Regions from separate parts of the Mus musculus genome. Here all the other regions are linked to region 1. The links are chromatin loops, found by intact Hi-C in ENCODE. Cell type or tissue: heart. All regions are shown on one strand.

Region 1 (8,000 bases):
TTTCTTTTGTTTAAGTTTTTTATGACTTATTTATTTTTATATGCATTGATGTTTTGCCTGTGTGTGTGTGTGTGTGTGTGTGTGTGTGTATGCCACATCCTGGAACTGGATTTACAGACAGCTGTGAGCTCCCATATGGGTGCTGGAAATTGAACCAGGGACCTCTGGAAGAGCATCCAGTGCTTTTAACCGCTGAGCCGTCTCTCCACCCCCACCCACCTCTGGTCCATATTAATAGCTTGTGATCACTGCCCATGGCATCCTTGTCTTCCTCACACGTCTGCTGTGCCCTGTTCTGGGTGGTGTCCATGGACAAGGTCTATTGACAGCAGCTGAAGGAAACTGGCTTGCCCACCCCCAGAGTGCTTGCTGCACCTCTTTCCTGACAAGCATTCAAGACAGCATAGCTTTTACCCATGGAGCACTGGGTGTCACTCATAAATGTGACCTAAACCAGGGTCATCACCCTGGGGTCATGACTAATGGTGCGCCAACTGCCTGGCAACAACCTGCTGGGACACAAACAGTACCCAGAAGTCACTGGTTTGAAGAAACAAAAGAATTTAATATCTACACAAAAGGAAAGCGAAGCGGAATATTTCATTTCTTCAGGCAGCAAACACAGAAAAAGCCCCTCCGAGCACATAGTGCAGAGAGACCTAGGAGCAGGAGACTTGGGCCTCGCACTATCGGTTGCTATGGTAACAGGATTTCACAGCAGGAGCTCATTTTCCTCTGACAGTGGCCTGCAAAAGAAGGGAAGGAGGCCTCCTAAAGAAACTTATTTGAAGGCTCAAAAGGGGGACTGAAAGTGTCCCTCAGGGATGGGCACTTAGGGAACGCTGGAAGGGCAGACCGGAGGACCTCCACCCCCTCACCCCCACCCCGCAGAGCTCTTTACTCCACAGTTCTAAAGCCAGATCAGAAACAGCTTGTTTCCAGGGCCTCCCTGACTGATGTCACAACCTCTCGAGTCAAGCAAGGATCCTATTCCCCATCTGTCTGATCAAGTCCTTTCCCTAGAGTCCAGAAGAGTCCCACACCACCAGCATGCCCTGCACACCAGGGCCAAATACTGAGGGGACGCTGGAGATGTGGGACACATACACCTTCAGGGCAAACAACACATCTTTGTATGTAATGACAGCTTGCAGCCCGCAGGACTGAATTCCACCTCTGGTCTGCCCACCCGCACGCAGCTGTGTGAGTCAGACAGGTCCCTGGCCCTCTCTGAGCTTGCTTCCCAATGGGCAGAGTGGAGACAATAATCTTGATGTTTGCCTCTCTGAGTGCTTCAAGAACCTAAAAGCCAGTGAAGGCCTGAGCCCCTTGGAACTGCCCAACTCAGGACACGGAACGCCCACTCTTGGTTAAGAAGGCAACAGCAGAGAATGTTCAGCTTGGCATAGAACACGATGTAACCAAGCCATTCAGAGATCTAGTTTGAGCAGGGCTCCAGGCATGGGATGGGAAGTTCTCAGAAACTTGAGGGCAGTTCACTGAACACCTCCAGGATGTGCAGTATGGGGGGGGGGTACTGAGAGGCTGCCATCAGGCATACCATCAGCATGACAGCTGTGGCTAAGGATGCAGAGTTAGGAAAGGGATCCTGGATCAGTGGGATTCTAGGCAGGAGGATCAAGCTTTCTTAGGCAACAGCACCTGAGCCAAGTAGTACAGGGAGGGACAAGAGTGACTGACCCTGAGGGGGAAGAGAGAAGATTCAGGATTGGAAACCAGTGTGAACATAGCCCGGGACTGAAAGGCCGAGAACCCAGCAGAGGAGCTGACCCCGAAAGGCCTGAGGAAAACCGGAGACTCTAAGGATTTCTTAGGGGTCAATTATTTGGTCAAGAGCTGCTCCTTCTAGAGGTGACATGTCAGATTGTATGCTGCAGCAGGAGTCTGATTCTAGCCTACACTGTTCCAGGTCAGGGCCAGCCGGTTCCAGGGGGGAAAGGCCAGACCCCTCAGAGGCAAATGTAGTCTGATAGAATGAGAAGGGCTCCTGACTGAGACACCCGTCCAGACTCAGACTATCTTTGAGTGACTACGGGGCACCCCAAAGAAAGCCTGGACAGGAGTAGCACGAGGTAGTGTGACCCAAGACCACTGCGTGAGAAGCCATAAACTGGGCCTAGAAAGTAGAAGCAAGAAAAGAGGGGCTGAGAAAGGAACAACTGGGGAAGAACAAAAGGGAGGGAGGCCTGGCTAGAAATAAAGACCACCGGTAGGGAAGGCTGCAAAATAGACGTCCCCCTCCCCAGAACTCCCCCTCCGCGATGGGTAGGGAGTGGGTATAGGAGGGAGCGAGAGAGGCTCACTGGAAAGCCAGTTAGCCTCTGCTGAGTGGCAGGACAGCAGTCTGGGCTGCAGGGTTAAGGAAGAGGACAGCAGCAGGTGCAGAGCACTTGTGGGAAATGTGGCGGTGAGCAAAGCTTACAGATCACCTCATGTTCCTGCTTTTTTCAGTTGGGAGCCAAGTGGCCCTCGGAGGCAGCGATGGAAGGAGCAATCTCTTAGGGTGGGGGCGAGACAGAGCCTGAACTATAGGGGCCGGCTTCTCCAAGAGGCTTTCGCCTTGCTCTGGGGCCTCAGGAATGCCCCTTTCCCTCCCCTGCCCTCTGCTGCCCCGAGGATCAAAGCTTGCCGGCTGCACAACCCGACTGACAGCTACTTTTCCCCTGGACCCCACTGGCTCAAGTCTCACTGAGATCCGGTTTCCACTTTCAGCATCCCCCAACCTTTCCCCCAAGGGAACCGCTAAGGTTTATCAGACACACAGGTGGAAAATCAGGTCGCTTTGCCCTGCTCCACCTCGGAATTCGCAGACGGCCGGAGACCCCTGGGAGCAGGCAGGGAGGGTCGCCATCCTGAGCTCTCGGCGGCGCCCCGAGTGGATTGAAACACTTCCCCAAAGCTGTCTGGCCGCGGGGAGGGGTCTTCCAGGGGCAGAACCGGCTGACTCGGAGGACACCCTCCACCCTGCACCTGCACACCCAAGGGCTCCACGTGCTTTCGAGTTCCCACTCCTGAACGCCAGCCAGTCCTTTTGAGCCGAGCGCCCAAGGCCAAGGACACCCCACACACAAACGCCAGAAACCGAAAACATTGGATCCTGCCCACCCTACCCCGGCCGGACACTGAGGGACCGGGACGGGACGCTGGCCACCACCTGCAGGCCCCTCCCGCCGCCCGCGCGCGCTCGCTGGGCTCCGCACTTGTTGACTCACTCGCGGGCGCGCTCGCCCCAGCGCCGCCTGCCGTCCGCACCTCCCGCGCCCCTCCCCCACCGGCCGCCCGCGCCCCGCGCCACTCCGCGCCCGGGACACACCCGGAGCCGCGCGAGGTACACCCTCCGCTCCGGGCTGTAGGCTAAATCCCGGAGTAAGAGCGCGCCGGCGGAGCGGACCGCGGCGCTGTCCCGGGACAGCTCTCCTGCAGCCCGGAGTCTCCGGCAACGGAGAGAGATAGAGGGCGGGCAAACCTAGGAGGGCAGCTGGGCACCAGGCCCTGCCCGCGCCCCAACGGTGCTCAGGAACGGTCCCCACCCCAGGTTCCAACATCTACAGGATCTGAGCCCTAGCTCCCGGACCATCGCGTGCACGCGTTCTGGCCCCCATCTTGGAGCCAAACACACACACACCGGGGCCCCGAGAGACTGGGCCCCAGAAAGGGGGGTGGCCCCACTTTAGCTACACTTACCTGGGGCTTCGCCCCGTCCGGGCGCGCTCCCTGGCTGCCCTCTGGCGGCCACCTCAGGTACCGGGCGCGCGCCCCGCCCCGGTCCGCCCCTCTCTGACCTGGGACCTGTTCCTGCCAACTGAAGAGCTCTGGCCCGAGGCCATCTGATAGGCGCCATCCCCCTTTAGATGGCTCATCTTGGCACGGAGTGGATCTCGAGGGCTCCTTTTAGTTACAGATAACGAACAGCTCCGTCTTTTCTTTAAGGAGCTTCAAGCCTCTTCTTAGCAACCCCAGGAGGCAAAAGATAGGGCTTCTGGAAACCTAACACTAGCTGGTGCTCAATGTGTGTTTGTGGAATAAATGACTGGAGGAGGCGAATGGATGCTACAGTCTGCAAAGGAAGCAGCCGCCCAGAGCCTAAGCTCTTGTCTGCTTTGTCTTGACTGCCAGTTCAAAATGAATCAAGTTGTATTCATTTCCAGCCGCTGTACGCCTGAATGGTGCATATGCATCCAAGCGGAGTGGAGACATTTCTCCAGCCCCTCAGACTAAATGTTTAAGGAAAAAAAAAAAAAATCCTGAGATGGCCTTAGACATCAGTAGCCAGGTGAAAAGCCTGGGATTCCTGGTTGTCATATTAACTCAGCAGCCCCGATTAGTCCCTAGGTCATATCGACTTTCATCTGGACTCTGATCTTCCCCTATGGAAAATGCGATCTTGTGTGAATCTGTGCGACCTGCCAGGAAACTTCCTGTAGTACAGAGATGTTGCATGGCTGCCCTAGCCACTAGGAACAAGAGACTGGATGTGTTACTTCGTTTAATTTGACTTAATATAAACTGCCACTCTGTATCAGGCAGTGAAGCCTGAGCTTCTGTCTTCTCTTCAGGAGGGAGAGAAGAATGAGAACCGAATGCGGGGGAAGCCCCTAACAGCTGGCTCATTGTAAGGGTCAATAGTGGGAGTTAGTAACCGTCATCGCCTCCATCCTGTCATTTCCCCTCATCCTCAGATCTCAAGGATTCAGGGCTACCTGTCCACCCACAAGCTCCCTTTTAGGAGTCCCTCATAGTACATCATGCATAGCCTGTTACAGTGCACTAGTTTCTGGGATGCCCAGCCTCTCTTTGGAAAATGGGCCATGAGAAATTGATTGATTACCCCCATTGCCTTGCTTTAATTTAGTCAGCGCTTTAGCCTGCAAAGGTTTTCCTCCTCCAACAAGCAAGGCTTCTAGTGGGCGCTGGTGGTACTTCAAACTGGTACTTGGGTTATACTAAGGAGCGATCTCTTGCCAGTTTCCTTAAAGTTTTATTTCCTAGGTATCTCATGTGGCCTCCCCCAACCCCCACCATCACAGCAATACAACCAGCCTTATACAACCAACTGTTCTTGTTTAGCTTTTACCTGGGGGCATCTTGTATATGAGAGGAGACACAGCCTAGGCCTCCAGTCCTGCTCCTGTGTGAAATGGCCCCATCCTCACTGGTGATTCTCACGTGCCCACTAAATGGGAAGGGGGACATACTTCCACATATGTCTGTCTGTCTGTCTGTCTATCTGTGGCTGTAAGAGAAGAGGGTCCACGAATGTGAATATATTCACCATCTTAGGCCAATCACCAGCTGCATGGGCTCTTGTTCCAAGGTTCTTTTATCCTTGTTAACTTTTCTTCCATGTTATAGGGGAACCTCTTCCACATCCACTTGGCAAAATTCACACTGGCCTCATCCTTTTCGCTCTTTGATCCAAGCAAACTTTTCTTTCTTAGAATGGATTACAGATGGGGTCAGAGTGTAGCTCAGTGCTCAGAGTGCCCTTTGTCTCTAACTTGAGGGAAGAAACAAAAACCAGGGCACGGTGTCCTAGCTATTCGGCAGATCAAGGCCGGAGGATCACAAGTCCAAGGCCATCGATGTCCTCCTGGACAAAATGGACAATAGAGCAAAGACCTTGTCAAAACAAGACAAAAGAAGACCACAGGTCCATTTTAAAGATCCCGTATCCCTGGCTGGCCTCAAGCTCTGTATGTAGCAGAGGCCGCTCTTGAACCTTAGGCCTCTCTCTTCCACCTTCTCAGACTGAGATTTCAGGCCTGTGCCAGCAAGGGTTTATGCAGTGCTTGGAATCAGAGACATCGTCTGTGTGTGCTAAGCAAGCACCTTACCAACTGAGTCCCATCCCCAGCTTCTCCTTGCCAGCTGCAGGCCCACCTGTCCTCTAAAGAAGGCAGACTCTTCATTCACTGTCAACACAGTGCCATTGTTCTGCAACAGAGAGTAATTATGTTGAGGTACCGGGGACTCAGGTGAACAAACTGGAAGGGCTTCTGCTTCCCAAGAGCTTTTACAGCAGAGATGAGAATGGACTCGGATGCATAAGGGAGCAGTGGTGTCTGGCTAGCGAGGACACTCCTTCCTCATCACAACTCTGACTGGAACCTCCCAGTGAGATGGATAGATGATAAGGACCTTTGCCAAGACTCCCTAAGAGACCAAGCTGGTCCTTGGACCTTATCTCCCCACCCCACCGCCACTGCCAATGAGAGCTGCCATCTGAGCTCCTTGGGAGGGAGTTATGAGCAAACAGATTCTTCTAGGCCATCCAGGATGCCTGGAAGGGCATCTCCCTGGCAGAATGTCATTAGAACTGGCATCCCTGTAGAAGCAGAGTTATGGGGAGGTGATGTTTTTTGAGACTTTGGCCTCTATTCTGAAGCTTAGGACAGGCACAGAGGTAGAGCAGGGCCACTGGGCCACCACACTGTTGTCATTTTCAGCAAGGGCTATTCTGTTCATCACGGGTTGTTTAGCAGCCTCCCTAGCCTTTTGTACTAAGTAGTAGTATAAACTCACTTCTGCCACTCGGGTTATGACAAGAGAAAGTGCCTCCAAACATTGTTAAATGTCCTCTGGAAGTCACCTTCCTCTCACACCAATACCCCTCCTCCCAGTGAGAACCAAGAGCCACTTTCCAGCCTAGCAGATTATGAAAGGGAAGGGAATCCAGCTTGCAGTAGCAAGGCAGAGCAGTGTGGGAGAGGGCAGGACTATCTCCACGAGACGTGCCCAAAGGCCAAGAGAGATCTGCATACAACAGCTGAGGTCCAGCAGTCAAGAAGGATCCCCAGGTCAAGAAGGTACCTGCGGTCCAGGAACCCCAGCCTGTAGAGGTTGAGGGTGACCTCTCTAGGCAAGTGCTCAGAAGGAGTCAAACAGCTGTCTCAGACCATCAGGGGCTCCTGGAGAGGCCCCCAAATCTTAAATCTGTAGGACACATATGATGAAGGAAAGGAAAGCTCCCTCCTCTTTACTGTGAAGGAGGCAAATGGAGCCGGGGAAGACAGTGGGGTTTAGAGTTACAGGTCTGATGGATTAAAATGGGGGGGGGGGCGTCCACGTCAAACCCAGAACCTGTGACTGTGACCTGTTTAGTTGGAGAGAGAGAGAGAGAGAGAGAGAGAGAGAGAGAGAGAGAGAGAGAGAGAGAGAACACAATTGTGGTAGTGCAATGCCTTTGATCTCAGCACTTGGGAGGAAGAGGCTGGCAGACCTCTGAGTTTGAGGACAGCCAAAGTTACACAGAAAAACCCTGTCTTTCTTTTTTAAAAAGATTGATTGATTGATTGATTGATTGATTGATTGATTATATAGCAATCTACCTGCGTGTATGCCAGCAGACCAGAAGAGGGCACCAGATCTCACTATAGATGGTTGTGAGCCACCATGAGGTTGCTGGAAAATGAACTCGACCTCTGGAAAGGCAACCAGAACTCTTAACCTCTGAGCCATCTGTCCAGCCCCCTGAGAAACTCTGTCTTAAAAAAAAAAAAGTCGAGGCTGGAGACCTGGTTCAGTGGACTGCATCTTCCAATGGACCCAGGTTCAAATCCCAGCACCCACCTGGCAGCTCACAACTGTCTGTGGTGACTCCCAGATCTGACAGACTCACATAGACAATACATGCAGGCAAAATACCAATGCACATAAAATAAAGGTAAATAATTAAAAAAAAAAAGTCATAGCAGACCTTAAGTTAAGTATTTCACAGTAAGATATCCTCAATATCTAATAGGCTCTAAACCCCACAAGAAGGATCACATGTGAGGGTCATGCATGTGAAGATAGACACAGACATTCAAGGAATAAAGACACACAAAAGAGGACTACCTGGTGCCACTAAGAGCTGGGAGGAGCCAGGATAGTGGCTCATGCCTGCAACCTCAGCATGGAGGAGAGCTGCCATGGAGTTCAAGGTCACTCAGGGACAGAGTAAAACCCTTCTCAAAAAATGAGGGATGGTGGGGGCTGGA
Region 2 (8,000 bases), 200 kb before region 1:
ATGAAGGTGCTGCAGTAAATAAGATACTGGTGGGTGCTGAGGTGTTTGTGGGTAGAATAGCATGGTGTATTTGTAAATATCCCGAGTCAGAAAACATTCCTTTTGCAATGCTGGGGTTGGAGATGTCTATTAGAAAGCAGTTAGCAGTTGACTTTTTCTAAAAGTACCACACTGCTGTAATCTGGGGTAGGCCATGATTGTTATGCAAGGTCCAGTCACACAGGCTAGCTAACTGAGGCGCTATCCTGCCTCAGCTTTCCAAGCTGCTAGGATCAGAGGCATGCACATGGCCAGACTCTAGTTTTATCTCTAGCACAGGCTACCATGTGAAATAATGCTTTTTGTGAATTCCTTTCTCATCAGATTGATAGAAGACAGTTGCCTTCAGTGTCATAAAGGGGTTTCCGATGATTGAGTGCTTTATATCTAACATAAAGTTTCCAGATAGTTAAGGCCAATATCAGACTCATAAGACATTGACCATTTGGAAAGCCACTCGGGAAACGCAGTTATTCATAGTGTTACTGTACCAAACACTAGCTGATTGGTGGACTTGATCCAGGTAGTGGACGTAGGGCTGGAAGGGATAATGGTCCAGTGAGTAAGAGCACACTACAGTGGACTTGTTCCCAGAACTCAGTTGAGACGTTCCCCATTGCCTGTAACTCCAGTTCTAGCAGAGTTGACACCTGGCCTCCACAAGTACCAGCAAACACGAGTATATATTCAGGCAAAAAAATTTTTTTTAAATAGTGAAGCTAAAAAAACCCAAAACAAGAAATTCTGACATGCAGGTGAGTTCAAGGTCAGCCAGGTCAGCATATGAGTTCCAGGACAGACAGGGCTACACATACAAACCCTGTCTTAAAAAAGCAAAAACAATGAATTAGAAATATTTAAAAACAAAAAAACCCTTTGGCCATCCAGCCTTAGAGCCTGATGCTGAGTTCATCCTTACTGTGAAGTAATACCTAATTCTGATTTGTTGTGAGGTTGGGTCTCATATTACTCAGGCTGGCCTGGGAATTCAGCCCAGGAGGGCTTTCAAGTTCCTCCATCTCCCGGGTGCTGGGAGGACAGGTGTGTCCTTGAGGACAAAACCTGGAGCCTATTTACTGAGAAGTGTTGTACCAACTGAGCTTTTACTCTAAGCCTGGCCATACAGGTGTCACTGTCACAAAGTTGGCTTCTCCAGAATGGACTTCTGTGTAGCCAGCAAACCTAAGTAATAAACAATGACTCTTGTTTTTGTTTTCCGGAGACAGGGTTTTTCTTCTTAGCCCTGGCTGATCTGAGGCCAGTTGGCTGGCCTCAGCCTCGGAGGTCTGCCTGCCTCTGTCTTCCAAGTGCAGAGTATTAAGTGTTTTTCCTGCGTGTTACTATGTCTGTGCAACAGGTATGTAAGCAAGTGTTCCTCCCTGAAGAATCTGATCCCTTCGGACTGAAGTTACAGGCAGTTGTGAGCTGCCATGTAGTTAAACAGAAGTCAGGTCTTGTGTAAGAACAATAGTTCTCTAAACTGCAACACATCTCCACCCAGTGCTTCATGAGCATATCCAAGTAAATTTGATACTGAAAAAACAAAACAACAACAAAAAAAACCCAACCTGTCTAGAGCTTCAGGAAGTACGGATCAAGAGTCGAAGGCCCGCCTGTAACCATGAGGTCATGGAGAAATCTGCTAAAGTCAAGAGGGGGCTTTTCAGAGTTTTAGAGCTGCTAAAAGCAGGAAAGGCTGTGAAGGTGATTAGCCCTTGCAAGGACAGTTGGTACTCCATTGCAAGGAGTCCCTGTCCCCTGAAGTGTGGGCTGATTTAGTAGCATCCCCAGAACATTTGGGTTCAGTAAAAAATAAATTTACATTTGAAATATTTTATGTGCCCTGGTGTTTTGTCAGTACTCGGCTTTCATTCCTTGCCCATCCCACTTAGCCACACTGGGCTCCTTGAGGTTCTTGACCATACCAAGCCTGCCCCTGTTCCAAGAGGCCACATCTGTTCCCTCCACCTAGAACATAACCTCAAGTATTCCATCCCAGTGCCCTCTCTGGCCTCCTCTAACTCATGTCTGTCCGTGGAGAAATCTGCCCCAGGTCAGCACTAATCCTGTACAAGCATTTTAACTCATTATTTTAACATTTTATTGTGTGTATAAGTGAGGGACAGGGAGGGAAATAGAGGGAGGTTGAGATACTGAGCGTGCAAGCTGGTTCAATTGTGTGGAGGTCAGAGGATAACTTTACACCTTAAAGCTTGATACAGGGACGATCTTATTTTTGGGTGTTTATTCTAGGTTAGTTGGCAGGAAGGCTCTGGGCAACTCCCCAATCCCCACTTCCCATATGGTCCCTGGGATTGCTGGGATTATTAATGTCACATCACATCCTGATTTGGGTGTGTGTGGGTGTGTGTTTGAAATGGTTTGCGTAGCCTTGGCTGTTCAACTTGTAGACCAGGCTGGTTTCAAACTCAGATCTGCCTGTCTCTTGAGTGCTGGAACTTATGGCCTTGGCCTCCACCACCTGCATATCCTGAATTTTTTGTTTGTTGGCTGTCCTGGAACTGGGTATGTAGACCAGGCTGGCCTCGGTCTGCCTCTGTCTCCCAAGTGCTGGGATTATAAAGGTGTGGGCCACACCAGAAAGTCTTGCCTTTTTGTCTTCCAGGGATCACGCTTAATCCTGAGGCTTGTGTGGCAGGTGCATCTGATCAGCCTCACATATTCAAACTTCTGAGCCTGTTTTTCCATAAGTAACCTAGGAGCCTGTTTCAAATGGAGAGTTGTAAATGAGAGGCAGGAGGATCATCACAAGTTGGATGCTAGACTGGTTTACAAATGCATTTCAAAAAACAAAAGTAAACGCCACATATAAGCCCCAGTTGTCTTTCGCTTGTTCCCCCCAGATCTTCCAAGGAGTTTCCCAAGCTAGTGCGACCTCAGTACGACGTTCTCATTTACTTTGATTATATATCGTTATAAATATTAACAAATAAGACTTAAAAAGGACACCTTTGGGAAGGTCAGACAAGATTACAAAAATTGTTTCGTGGCGCTGCAGTTTGAGGATGTATTCTGCAGTCGTCACGTGGCAGCAAAACTGTAAGCAGTGCACGAGTCCGTGTCGAGGACAGCCAGAGTCCATGCATCGGGAGATTCACTTGGCTGGAGAAGGACGGAGGGCAGGACGCTTGGCCCGAGCTCGGCGGGCGGGCGGGCGGGCGGGCGGGCCACGGAGGTGCAGTTCCTCATTTTTGCCACTAGAGGTCAGGAGGTCACTGACTCTGGGTTGGAAGACGGGACTGTTCAGGGATTGGCTAACGGTGGTGGAGGGCGGGGCAGAGACCAGGACGCGAGGTGGATGATGGGCATCAAGAGAGGCCCTGGTTACTGACAGTACTTTGGAATGACCTTTGTTTTTGGTATCAAATTTCCTCTTTGCAACGCTGATGAGCCAGAAGGAAGATACTCGTTTGGAATGAAAGACTGAACTGATTCTGAAACTTCTCAAAGGACCTTTTCCCTTTAGTAGAGATGTAATGTACTGGGGATTTAGAAACGTTCCAGGATCCGGGAAAGTTCCATCACTTTTTAGTGGCCATCACTTTTTAGGTGGCTAGAAGCCCTGCTTCCCACCCTGCCTGTCCCTGGGATTGGCAAGGATCATCATTGAGTCCCAAACCCACTTACTGCCTGGTGCAACAGGGATCCAGGTTTCTTGTCCACCTGAGCCACCTGTTCTTTTGATGAGCTTCAGTCACCTCAGGTATAATAAACATTTAGGTATAATAAACATTTCTGTATCGTCGGGGGGTTTCTAAACTCCTCTCTGAACAAAGCACCCCAAAAGGCAAAATCTGAGTTACTCAGAGCTCAACCAGGTGCACTTAAATATCTGCTCCTGTTTCTAGCTGTATGGGGAAAACATCAGGCCGGTCCCCCAAGTTCCTTGACCTCAGGCTGGGGGTGGGACAGCTGAGTTCCAGGGCTTGGCTGTAGCCTTTGGCAAATCCTAAATGGCACAAATGATTTCAAAGCCAGCTAGAGGGTGAGGTGGCTGACAATAACAAGACTTCTCTGTAAGAGACCTCACTAAGCCCCATTAACTCCGGAGAGAGGGACCTGAGAGTCCTTGTCCTCAGATAGTCAAAAGGCTTGGAGTTTTTGCTTCAGCCCTTCACACCGTGGTGGCCCTGGAAGTTTATCAACAACTCTGGAGCCATCTCATTTATAAAATGGGTTGACCATGCCTCCCACCACACAGGATGGTGAAGATTCAATAAGAAGGCGTTTGCCAATTCAGTAACAGGCGACACCTTTTAAAGAGGGAAACCCAGTCTCTTACAAGCAACAGGTGGCTTGGTGCTGTGGAGAGCTAGAGACCTATTTTCCCTGCCAACTAGGGAAGGCTGGTGAGCACTGTGGATTGGAATCATGTTCTGGGACCCCGAGTTCTTATTTCAGCTGTAGGAGGGTTCTAGGCTTAGGGCAGGACCCCAGTGTCTTATCACTCAGTGATGGATTGAGGAAAATGGGGCTCTGAGATGATGGTGGAACTCCTTGGTTCCCTGTTCCCCCTGTGCTCCTGAATCCCAGTTGGCAGGAGGCAGTTGGGAGCTTCAAGACTGACCAGTGTCCTACCCTTTCCTAGAAACTGAGGCCAGAGTTCTCAGCTCCTGAGGGCAGAACCCCCATCCCTCCACCTTCCCCCAAACAAGGCTTTCTATTTTCCACTGCTGGTCCTGACTGTCTTGATAGGGCCAGGATGCCATAGGTAGCCGTGAAGGACCTAACACCAGCTTGAGCTGAGGGGATGAAGAAGGGAGGGACAGGTGGGCAGGAGGGATGCTTGCTTCTTTCCACATTAGTAGGATCCCTTTCTCATTCCCCTGAAGCTGACTGGGAATTTACGCTGAGAACAGGAGCAGTGTGCATTGAGACCCCTTGGGAGCAAGATCAAATGGGAGAGCTTGGGTTTGAACATTGTTTCCCAAGTGCTTGTACACATCCCTAAGCCTAGCTCCTGCCTAAAAGCCCAATGCTGCCCTAGCGCAACCCTAGGCCCCCATGGCTCCCTGTCCCCTGGTACCCTCTTTCAGGCCTCCTCTTTTCTGTATTTGGTTTTCTCCTAGCTTTCAAGCCACAGCTGGGTTTTCAAGACTGTGCTGAGCCCTGACTCTCATGGGATGCCTTCCTTGCCCTCCACCCTTCAGCAGTCAGCAGTACCCACAGCCCCTGCAGACAACTGGCTGGTTCTGGTATGCTGCACCCCTTTGTAGCAATATGTGCACCCAGATGCCCTGCTAGAGTGGGAATCCCCGTCCCAGAGGCTCACGGAGTCTATCTGCCCATCAATGCACAAGCAAGTTGGAAGCTCTGGCTGGCTACATTGTCTGTCCTGGAGTCCTGGGCTCTGCCTGCCCATTGTCCTCCCTGTAGTCTCCAGGCAGCCAGAGTACCCCCATTTCTGGGCTTGCAGCAGGGCTCCACCCCTCACCTCCAATAGGTCCTCACTGTAGATAGCCCTTCCTCTGGATGGAGCTGAGGCTGAGGATTCCCCCAGCTCTGGCCAGCTTGGATGCCCAGGGAGCTGGAACAGGTATCATGTTGTGTTTTCCTGTCCCTCTGAGGGAGGCTGGGTGCTCTTGGCCTCCTAGCAGGGGCTGCACTGTCTATGTCCGAGCAGACAACTTGGATCTTGCCCTTGGCGGCAGCTGAGAAAGCCCAGGGTTGGACCTGTGTGGGCCGGGTGGCAAGGGTGGGTGGCAGCAGATGGGACAGTCAGTCGCTGAGTACAGCCCCTGGGAGCTCATTGGTGAGCGTGTGCCAACGCTCAATCCTCTTGTCCTTGTTCTTCAAGCAGTCAAACCAGTGCTTCAGGCGCTCGCCCTTGGCGTTGATGCCCAGAACCACACCACCTGCGGAAGAGATCAGAGGGGCAGCTAGGGATTTCAGTGCCCCCAGCGTCCAGACCCATTTGTGTGTGGACAGCCCCTAGCTTCCAGCCACACCCTTCCCACTTGACCCAGTGTTTGATGTCATGTTTCTCCTCTACCAGGGACCAGAACAGTGTGGGGCAGGGTTCAATGGTACATAGTAGGGAGTGAAAAGGGGGAGGAAGGGCTACAGTGGCCCATTGTGTACCAATGTCATGCCCACAGAAACTTGTGGTCCCATGGGCTCTGAGTGCTGACCCACTCGGGAGTTGACCATCATTCTATGTCACCACAGATGCTGTGAGGTCTCCCCTCCCTGGGCCTCTCTTCTGTCACATGATTATAGTTTGGAGAGTGCCTGAGATCCCATTCACTAGGGGTAAAGTGGTTCTTGGACAGGCACACAGCTAAGTGGCCTTCCCTTCATGTACCTTACCGATGAAATCATTGGATTTTCCAATGTCATAATCCCAGACAGTGACCTCCAGAGTCTTTTTGGCCAGGTCTCCATGCTTGATCTCGTAACAGAATTCCTGCTGGCCAGAAGAGGGTGTTAAAGCCAAGGCCACTTGGCTGAGAGGTCTGTCATGTGCTCAAGCCTCAAGGTGGTCAATGTGGGGGTCACTCTAACCAAGCTGCCCACTTCTTCCCAAAGGGAGGCTGAGCAGGCCCCTGCCTCCACCCTCGTGCCCTTCTGTCTCCCTCAAGCTGCTCCCAGATGCTGCAGAGACCCTGGCTGCGATGAACTGTCTTAGTGAAGAGTCTTTGCCATCCTCTGGGGCTGGCCTTGCTTCCCAAGCACCTGCTGTCACCTCTGCCTGTGAATCCATGGCCGTGAATCAGGCCCCAGGCGTTCTGCTCTTCTTCCAACTTATTCAGTGGAAGACCCCCCAGGTCTGTGACCCACCCTCTGCTCTGAGGACCTGGGCACCCACTGTCCTGTTCTGCCAGTGGCCCTAGCGGGTATGCCTTCACTTCAGGACTTCTCATCTACAAGTTCATGTTTGAGACCTGTGCAATTGAGTTACAAACAGAAATTGCAAAATTGTCCCGTAGTAAGCTTATGGTATTGGGTTCACTGTGTCCAGAGTCATCTTGACACGCCTGCTGGGGTGTCTTGAGTCTCCACAGCCTACCTAGCATGTCTCCTCATTCTCTCCACATCTTTCTTCCCAACCCTGTCATCTAGAAGGTCACTCACACGCTGCTGAACATCCTCTCTTTCCACCCCTACCTGATTCAATATCAACCTTCTTAGTCCCACGAGCTTCCCTATTGCCAAGTAGACTTGGTAGAGCCTTACCTACCATGGCTGAGGCAACTGTTCCCTACCCTCTCTTACCGCTTCCCAGTTCCCCACAGTACCCTTTTGAAGACCAAGCCCCTCCAGACCCCCACCCAGCCCAGGCTAGCCCCACAGCTCTCATGAAGCCCAGTGGAGCCTGGCCATACCTCATTGAATTCTGGGTTTAGTGTTTTCTTCTTCACTGCTGTCTTATGCTTGGATTTCTTGTCTACATCTGGCTTCAGATATCTGGAATGATAATTGGGGACAATCAGAGGCTAGGCGAGCTGTGAGCTGCAGATGGTGCTAGCAGAAGCTATGGGGCTCTACCCTGGAGATGCGTCCCTGGTCACCTTTGTCCTAACCTGGAGACCCTGGCTTGCCCACATGTGGGGAACGCTGAGGCGCCTGCAGGGTTCCCCAGGCGTACCTGCGCCCCAGAAGAGAATGTTTCTATGCTTTGGAAATAGGATCTTTACAAATCTCGTGCCTCCCATAGGATAGCCAGTTTTATAAACCAGAGTTTGTCCCTTGTTCAGGAATTGTCATTGTCATTGTTTTTGTTTTTTGTTTTTTTTTTGGGGGGGGAGGGGGATTGGAGTTATTACAGTGCTGGATACTGAACCCAAAATCTCACACATGCAAGGCAAATGCTCTAAAAACTGACTTTAGCCCCAGTCCCACGAGCTAAGAGCTTACACACACACACACACACACACACACACACACACACACACACACACACACCCTAGATTTATTAAGAACTCACACACCATAAAATC
Region 3 (8,000 bases), 250 kb before region 1:
TAAAGTATATCTGAATAGGCAAATGTTGCTTGTTTCTAGCTATTTACTATTTTACTTTGAAAACATCTGCAATAGGCTAAATAAAAGCTTATTTTTGTAATAAACTAAACCTGTACATAACATGACCACGAGTTTGACTGACTACTATCTTGCAATTCTTAATTATCCTAAACAGTTTGTAATAGTAGTGTTCAAAAGAACTAGAGCTTTACATTTTAGATAGTTACATAGGTACAATACCTTAAAACAAAAGGTGAAACATGTAATATGTTGTACCAAAACTAACCTTAAATTTCTATCATAGAGCCGGGCGTGGTGGCGCATGCCAGGACTACACAGAGAAACCCTGTCTCGAAAAACAAAAAAAAAAAAAAAAAAAAAAAAAAAAAAAAAATCTATCGTACAAAAATCCATACCAATGTAAACTATTTGAGTCTAGTAGTTGTTTTTTAGTCTAAAAGTAGACTGAATAGAACTGGAGAGATGGCTCAGTGATTAAGAGCACTGACTGCTCTTCCAGAGGTCCTGAGTTCAATTCCCAGCAACCACTTGGTGGCTCACAACCATCTGTAATGGGATCTGATGCACTCTTCTGGTGTGTCTGAATACAGCTACAGTGTACTCAATTACATAAGTAAATCTTTTTTTGTTTGTTTGATTTTCGAGACAGGGTTTCTCTGTATGGCCCTGGCTGTCCTGGAACTCACTTTGTAGACCAGGCTGGCCTCAAACTCAGAAATCCACCTGCCTCTGCCTCCCAAGTGCTGGGATTAAAGGCGTGTGCCACCACAGTCCGGCATAGTAAATCCTTTTTTAAAAGTAGATTGAATAATCTACCCTTTCATCGCACCATCCCCATACCCCCCACCACACACACACACTTTCCTTATCATCCTCTCTTCCCCAACACTGGATAGGAGAAAAAGAAGGATAGAGGAAAGGAAAAGAAAAAGTGATGCCTGAGACAGATCTCCTTTACTTTGTTTCCTCCCTAGCCAAGATCATTAACAACTTATGACCAACCTCCCCAAACGACATCAGCAACTCAACCAACAACCCATAACCACCCACCCCACCTCTTGGGAATGGGGACTTCATTCTCTTAAGCCTGCTTACTACTGTCAGTGGTATCTTTTGGGAATCCTATGAAAATTGGGATAATGCCCAATCCTGGGAAAGCAAGCTGTATCATTTGCTGTCCAGTCTCTTGTGATGAAGACTTTCAGGGAGGGCTTAACTGAAGTCCTGGCTGGACAGTGTGTGAGGCTGGACCATCTTAACTAGCCATTTTGAGGTTTTCCTGGCTGTAAATTTTTTTTTTTAAAGACTTATTTATTTATTATATGTAAGTACACTGTAGCTGTCTTCAGACACTCCAGAAGAGGGCGTCAGATCTTGTTACAGATGGTTGTGAGCCACCATGTGGTTGCTGGGATTTGAACTCCAGACCTTCGGAAGAGCAGTCGGGTGCTCTTACCCACTGAGCCATCTCACCAGCCCCTGGCTGTAAATTTTTGAGGAAACAGCATGTGAGGCTGGATCACCTGAGCTACTTGTCTTCATTGGTGTCTCGTCCTTTTGCTCTGAAAGCAGAAGCTTTTAGATAATATACATCTCTGCATTAACACATGTATGGAATGTTCTTTGTGCACAAGTCAGCTAAAGATGGTTCAGATGAAAGGCATCAGACTTTGTAAGTCTGTACAGCCACACTTTAATATAAATCTCCATCTATGCCATATGGAGGGATGGCATGCAAGTCCTGATGACTGTCACCAAGAAAGTTTATTGGCCTTGTATAGACCTGCACGTCTCAGCAGTCTCAGGGCTGTCCCCGTGCAGAGGGAGCAGCATCCCCATCCATCCCTTGTTCATTCTTTTGGGTTTCTTCCTGTTTGCAGTCAAGATTTTCAGGAGGTCTCTTCCCACCCCAGTCTAATCTGATCTTTATTCATTTTGAAGGAGTCCACAGCTTTTCATTTTCTGTTGAAACAAAGGCATAAGCTCTCCCATAATGCAACACATTTCCTGACTTCCCAGTCTGAGGTTATAACATATATAGGCTGATTTAACGCAACAGTTCTTTCTAAAATCCAGAGTTTTTTTCAATAGCTGTGCTACCTGACTCATTGTCATTTAAAATTTTTGAAGTCAATAAAGTATTATTTAATCTGTCTCTGGTAGATCTCATATTCTGCTCTTGTTCTATGAGCATCTTCACGCTGTAGTTAGAACTTTTTTACAGTTGTCTCACCAGTAGGATTATAATATATATCTGTAATATGTTCTAAGCCACTGTCTTAGTCAGGGTTTCTTTTTTTTTTTTTTTTTTGGTTTTTCGAGACAGGGTTTCTCTGTATAGCCCTGGCTGTCCTGGACCAGCCTGTAGACCAGGCTGGCCTCGAACTCAGAAATCCGCCTGCCTCTGCCTCTCAAGTGCTGGGATTAAAGGCGTGTGCCACCATGCCTGGCTTCTTTTTCTTTTTTTCTTTTTCGAGGCAGGGTTTCTCTGTATAGCCCTGGATGTCCTGGAACTCACTTTGTGGACCAGGCTGGCCTCGAACTCAGAAATGAGCCTGCCTCTGCCTCCTGAGCGCTGGGATTAAAGCGTGTGCCACCACGCCCGGCTTTAGTCAGGGTTTGTATTCCTGGACAAAACATCATGACCAAGAAGCAAGTTGGGGAGGAAAGGGTTTATTCAGCTTACACTTTCATACTGCTGTTCATCACCAAGGAAGTCAGGACTGGAACTCAAGCAGGTCAGGAAGCAGGAGCTGATGCAGAGGCCACGGAGGGATGTTACTTACTGGCTTGCTTTGTTCAGCTTGCTTTCTTGTAGCACCTAAGACTTCCAGCCAAGGGATGGCACCACCCACAAGGGCCCCCCTTGATCACTAATTGAGAAAATGCCCCACAGCTGGATCTCATGGAGATCCCCCCCCCAACTGAAGCTCCTTTCTCTGTGATAGCCCCAGCTATGTCAAGTAGACACACAAAACCAGCCAGTACAACCACTATGTCTAAAAAAGTTGTTGTACTCTAATGGATACACATGCCAGGGCATCATCAGCTTCAATCTGCAAAGGAATCTACAAGATAGCTACCAACTCTAATAAATGTGCAATCTTAGAATCATCCTTTTTAGAGCTTTAGGTAAAAGCCTCTTGAAATCCTGAATAGGAATCAATTGTATGATGTAGTAACACATATACATACTTTAAGACTACAAACTGTACAAAATGAAATATATAAGCTATTGGATGACATTGCTCTAAGCTGGAATCATTAAACATAATCTATACTCTTACTTCAGAATATTGCATCTCTATGGGTTGCCATTCTGCATTCTTGTCACAAGGTGGCACCATAGGCTTTAGATTGGATTTATCAGCTGCTTTACTCTGATTTAAAGAAGCCTATAATTTCTGTTCCATGGCCTTTAATCTAGTAATCTATTCCTCAGTTCTTCCCTTATCTAAGTCTGCCTTATTCTTATTTTCTGAGAGGTTATAAAGAACTGTGATCAGCCGGGAGTGGTGGTGCACACTTTTAATCCCAGCACTCGGGAGGCAGAGGCAGGCGGATTTCTGAGTTCGAGGCCAGCCTGGTCTACAGAGTTAGTTCCAGGACAGCCAGGGCTACACAGAGAAACCCTGTCTCCAGAAAAACCAAATAAATACATACATACATACATACATACATACATACTAATAATAAAAAGAACTGTGATCATTACAGAATACAATTATTTGTATGCTTATAATCAAAACAAAATTATATGGGGTTCAGGTGCCCTCTCTCATTGTGTTTTCAATTTTTTAAAATTTTATTTATTTATTTTTGGTTTTTCGAGCCTGATCTACAGAGTGAGTTCCAGGACAGCCTCTGTCTACCAAGTGCTGGGATTAAAGGCGTGCACCATCATTGCCTGGCTAAGTTTTATTTTATATATGTGAGTATACTGTTGGTGTCTTCAGACACATCAAAAGAGGGTATCGGATTCCATTATATATAGTGGTTCACAACATGGGTGCTGGGAATTGAACTCAGAACCTCTCTCCAGCCCGTGTTTTCCATTTTGTTTTTGTTTTGTTTTGTTTGTTTGTCTCGAGACAGGGTTTCTCTGTATATCCCTGGCTGTCCTGGAACTCACTTTGTAGACCAGGCTGGCCTCGAACTCAGAAATTCGCCTGCCTCTGCCTCCCAAGTGCTGGGATCAAAGGCACGCGCCACCATGCCCGGGTACAAAACATCTTTATTTACTTGTTTCTCTTTCTCTTCCTTCGTAGACTTTGCTTTTTATATTCAAACTCAGCAATTCTATGACTGTATATTCAGTTTCTCTGGCATCCATGCATCTTTCAAAAGATGTCTATTGCTCTCTGACCTTCCTTTGGAGACTTTACTTTTTATTTTTAAACTACTTTTTATTTTTAAACTACATCGAATTTCTTCTTTCTTCAGCACCTAAGCACATTTTCAAGTATACTGTACCTGTTCAAAGGCATTCTTGGTCTGGACCTGACTTTCTGCATACCTGCAGCCATTCTCTGATCACGTGAGCCAAGCCTTAAGGGTCTAGCCCTACGGCCTCCACTACTGACGCGGAAGGGGCAGTCATTCACAGAGAGCATTCTTTTTTTTTTTTTTTTTTTATTTATTGTTATTTCTATGATTACACGTAGCTGACTTCAGAAACACACCAGAAGAGTGCATCAGATCCCATTACAGATGGTTGTGAGCCACCATGTGGTTGCTGAGACTTGAACTCAAGGCCTCTGGAAGAGCAGTTGGTGCTCTTAACCACTGAGCCATCTCTCCAGCCCCACAGGGAGCATTCTTAAGCCAGCCAGAGACACTGTGGCTCTGCCCTTTGTCCGGGAAGTGCTTGTTCCAGGGACACTGTCTCCTGCTCTGCAGTTTTTGCAACCTAACCCTGCTTTGGCTGCCCACTTGCTGCACAGCGGGGCATCTTAAAGGAGCCACACTGTGAGCACTGGCCTGCGAGACTGGGTCGCTAGGAAGCCACATCTGTTCTCCCGCCTTCCCAGGCGCTTTCACTTCTTTAACGCCTGGCTTGCCCAATGCCTAAGTTTGGATTTCTACCGCCGGAAAAAGTTCCGTCTGGAACTTTTCTCGGGCTCTAGCCTTGGATATACGTGCCCACACGTTGGACACCATTTATAACGTTTTTCTCTGAGGCGCCTATTAACCCATTTTTACTAATCTATGTTCGGCCACAGTAGGTCTTTCCTTTGTGTTCAGTCTCCACACCTGTTCTTTCCCCATGCCTGGTGGGTGAATTCTCTACACATCTGAGTCCTTCCCAGAGTCCTTCCCAGAGTTCCTTCCTCCATGTAAGTCTCTTCTACCCCCTCCTGTCTCCCTATTGGCTGTTCTGCTTTCTATTAATCCAATCAGAAAATGCCTTAAAAAAGCAAGGAAGGATAGAAATGTCTTACAAAAGTTTTCTCCCAACAGAAATTACTTAGTATATTCAAAATATTCAGGGTTGGAGAGGAGGCTAAGTGGTTTCACCTCACTGACTGCTCTTGCAGAGGACCTAGCTTCCATTCCCAGCACACACACAGCAGCTCAGAACTCTTGTAGTTCCAGGTACAGGGGACTTAATGGCCTCCTCCGGCCTCCTCATGCTATAGACACAGGATTCACAGGCAAACATATGTGCAGTATCTCTAATGTTGGCATGCTTTGATGTTGTAGGTCCTAAAGGCCGTGGCTCAGTAACAGGACATGCTACTTTCTAGGGATCCCAACTTTATAGTGAATCCCATCTATGTGACAGCTAAGGGCTTGATCATGTTAATGCCAAGGGGCATTGGTACAATTGACTTGAGCCAGGGCCCAAATGCTATCAAGAGTCATGTGTTATAGCAAAAAGAACACAACAAAAGGAATGGCATCTATTACCTGTTTTGCTCATTGTTTTTGTTTGTTGTTGTTTGTTTGTTTGAATGCAGTCTTGCTTTAGCCAGGGCTGGAGTTCAAGGGCTAAGCAGTGAGACCCGGGTTCAAAAAATGAATGGTGTGGGCTAGAGAGACGGCTCAGTGATTAAGAGCACTGACTATTCTTTTTTTTTTTTTTTTTTTTTTTTTTTTTTTTTTTTTGGTTTTCCGAGACAGGGTTTCTCTGTGTAGCCCTGGCTGTCCTAGAACTCACTTTGTAGACCAGGCTGGCCTCGAACTCAGAAATCCGCCTCTGGGATTAAAGGCGTGTGCCACCAGGCCCTGCTTGAGCACTGACTATTCTTGAGTTTTATTCCTAGCAACCACATGGTGGCTCACAACCATCTGTAATGTGGCTGAAGACAGCTATGGTGTACTCATATACATAAAATGAATACATAAATCATAAAAGCCCAAGAATGGCGTTTATAAGCCGTGTGGCAGTGAGGAGAGCCAGAACAGCTGCCTTAAGAAAGAAATCATAATTAGTTGTAAGAGAGCCTGAGTATTGTATTATCTTTTACATGTTCTTTTTTTGTTCAACATATTTCCTCAGCTGAATCTCTCTGAACAGTGAGCTTATGGGGGATGTTCCTCATTCAAACTACCACAGCCCTCCTTTCTCAGAGCCTCTCTCTCCCCTCCCATGGGCCCCCTTCCAGTTTTATAATCTCTCCCAACTCCTGCCTCCATATAAATACGTATGCCTTCAGATTAAAAGCTGGGATCCCACATATACAGAGAGAATATGCTGTATATGTCTTCCTCTGTGTGGGTCACTTCAATAACTTCTGGTTTCATGCATATTCCCGTAAACTTCATTTTTTTAAATGTGTGTGTGTATGTATAGTGTGAGTGAGTGTCGTGTGTGTGTATGTGTGTATGTGTGTGTAGATGCCTACATTGTCAGAAAAGGGTGTTTGGTCTCCTGGAGCTGAGGTTACAGGCAATTGTGATCTGCCTGACAGAGATGCTAGGAGCTGAACTCAGTTCCTCTGAAAGAGCAGTGCATTTTCCAAGCCACTGAGCCACTGCTCCAGCTCAAATTTAATTTTTCTTCATGATTGTATAAGATTCCATCGTACAGGTGTACCACATTTTCACATCCATGTATCTATTCATGGACACCTAGGTTGATTCCTCCTTGCTTAAAGAGTAGAGTGGCAATAAACATGAATATACAAGGATCTGTGTTGCCGAACAGTGGTGGTACACGCCTTTACTCCCAGCACTTGGGAGGCAGAGACAGGCAGATTTCAGAGTTTGAGGCCAGCCTGGTCTACAGAGTGAGTTACAGGACAGACAGGGCTACACAGAGAAACCCTGTCTTGTAAAACCAAAAAAACCCAAACAAAACAAAAACCAAAAACCAAAAACCAAAAAAAAAAAAAAAAACCAAAAAACAAAACAAAACCAACAAATATCTGTGTTAGCTAGATTCCTTAGAGCATATGCCAAACACTGACCAAACAGGGTCATGTTTACACTGCATGTTCTACACTGCAGTTTTCTATTTTTAGAATATCTGTGTGTCTGTCTGTCTGTCTATATGGCCAGGGTTTAACTGCATGGGCCTGGGTACCTTGGATTTTCTATGCCGACCAGGCTGGTCTCAAACTCAGAGATCTGCCTCTGACTGCCTCCCATATTCTGGGAATAAAAGTATGGGCCACCATAACTAGATATATTCTTTCAACTTTTGCTTCGTTTTGTGTCTGTGTGTGTGACGTGCGTGCCATGACATGCATATGGAACCAAAGGACAAGTTTGAAGTCAGCTCTCCTGTCATGTGTGTCCTGGGGCTCAAATTCATGTTATTTGGCAGCAGGCACCCAATTAACCACCCAAACACCCCAGTCGTATTTTCAGCAGTATGTTTAGAGATAAAACTTCCACATATTCACATATGTAGCCTAGGTTTTCCGTTAACTCCTGGCAACCTTGCTCCATCAACCTCCTGAATACTAAGATTACATGCGTGAGCTGCCATATCCAGCCAAACCAAAGGTCTCTCACGTATTAGAAATAATCTA

The links. A loop is a pair of places that touch in the nucleus more often than their neighbours do. Peaks named below come from ENCODE experiments on the same cell type or tissue, not always from the same donor. Only the 100,000 strongest peaks of a DNase experiment are listed, where the experiment ranks them.
Region 2: it touches region 1 in a loop (5-fold over the local background); 6 of 42 quality-filtered maps call a loop at or near these places.
Region 3: it touches region 1 in a loop (5-fold over the local background); 8 of 42 quality-filtered maps call a loop at or near these places.

The regions. Positions count from the first base shown.
Region 1 is chr11:75,963,454-75,971,453 of GRCm38, forward strand. It overlaps a transcript of Rph3al not described here. Among named protein-coding and RNA genes, the nearest start is that of 1700016K19Rik, 32 kb to the right of the region's middle. In heart, CTCF peaks have their summits at 3,233, 3,764 (motif pointing left) and 7,368 (motif pointing right); DNase peaks (open chromatin) are centred at 3,238 and 3,728; H3K4me3 peaks cover 1,841 bases; H3K27ac peaks cover 3,295 bases; H3K27me3 peaks cover 3,080 bases.
Region 2 is chr11:75,766,154-75,774,153 of GRCm38, forward strand. It overlaps Doc2b (double C2, beta), which reads right to left. Exons shown (of 9, transcript NM_007873.3): 7 at 7,386-7,467; 8 at 6,370-6,466; 9 at 2,117-5,915. The coding sequence ends at 5,779. Among named protein-coding and RNA genes, the nearest start is that of Gm12339, 26 kb to the right of the region's middle. In heart, no CTCF peak of the experiment used is centred here; a DNase peak (open chromatin) is centred at 3,308; H3K4me3 peaks cover 612 bases; H3K27ac peaks cover 254 bases; H3K27me3 peaks cover 1,992 bases.
Region 3 is chr11:75,710,792-75,718,791 of GRCm38, forward strand. No RefSeq gene overlaps it. Among named protein-coding and RNA genes, the nearest start is that of Ywhae, 18 kb to the right of the region's middle. In heart, a CTCF peak has its summit at 3,344 (motif pointing right); no DNase peak of the experiment used is centred here; H3K4me3 peaks cover 429 bases.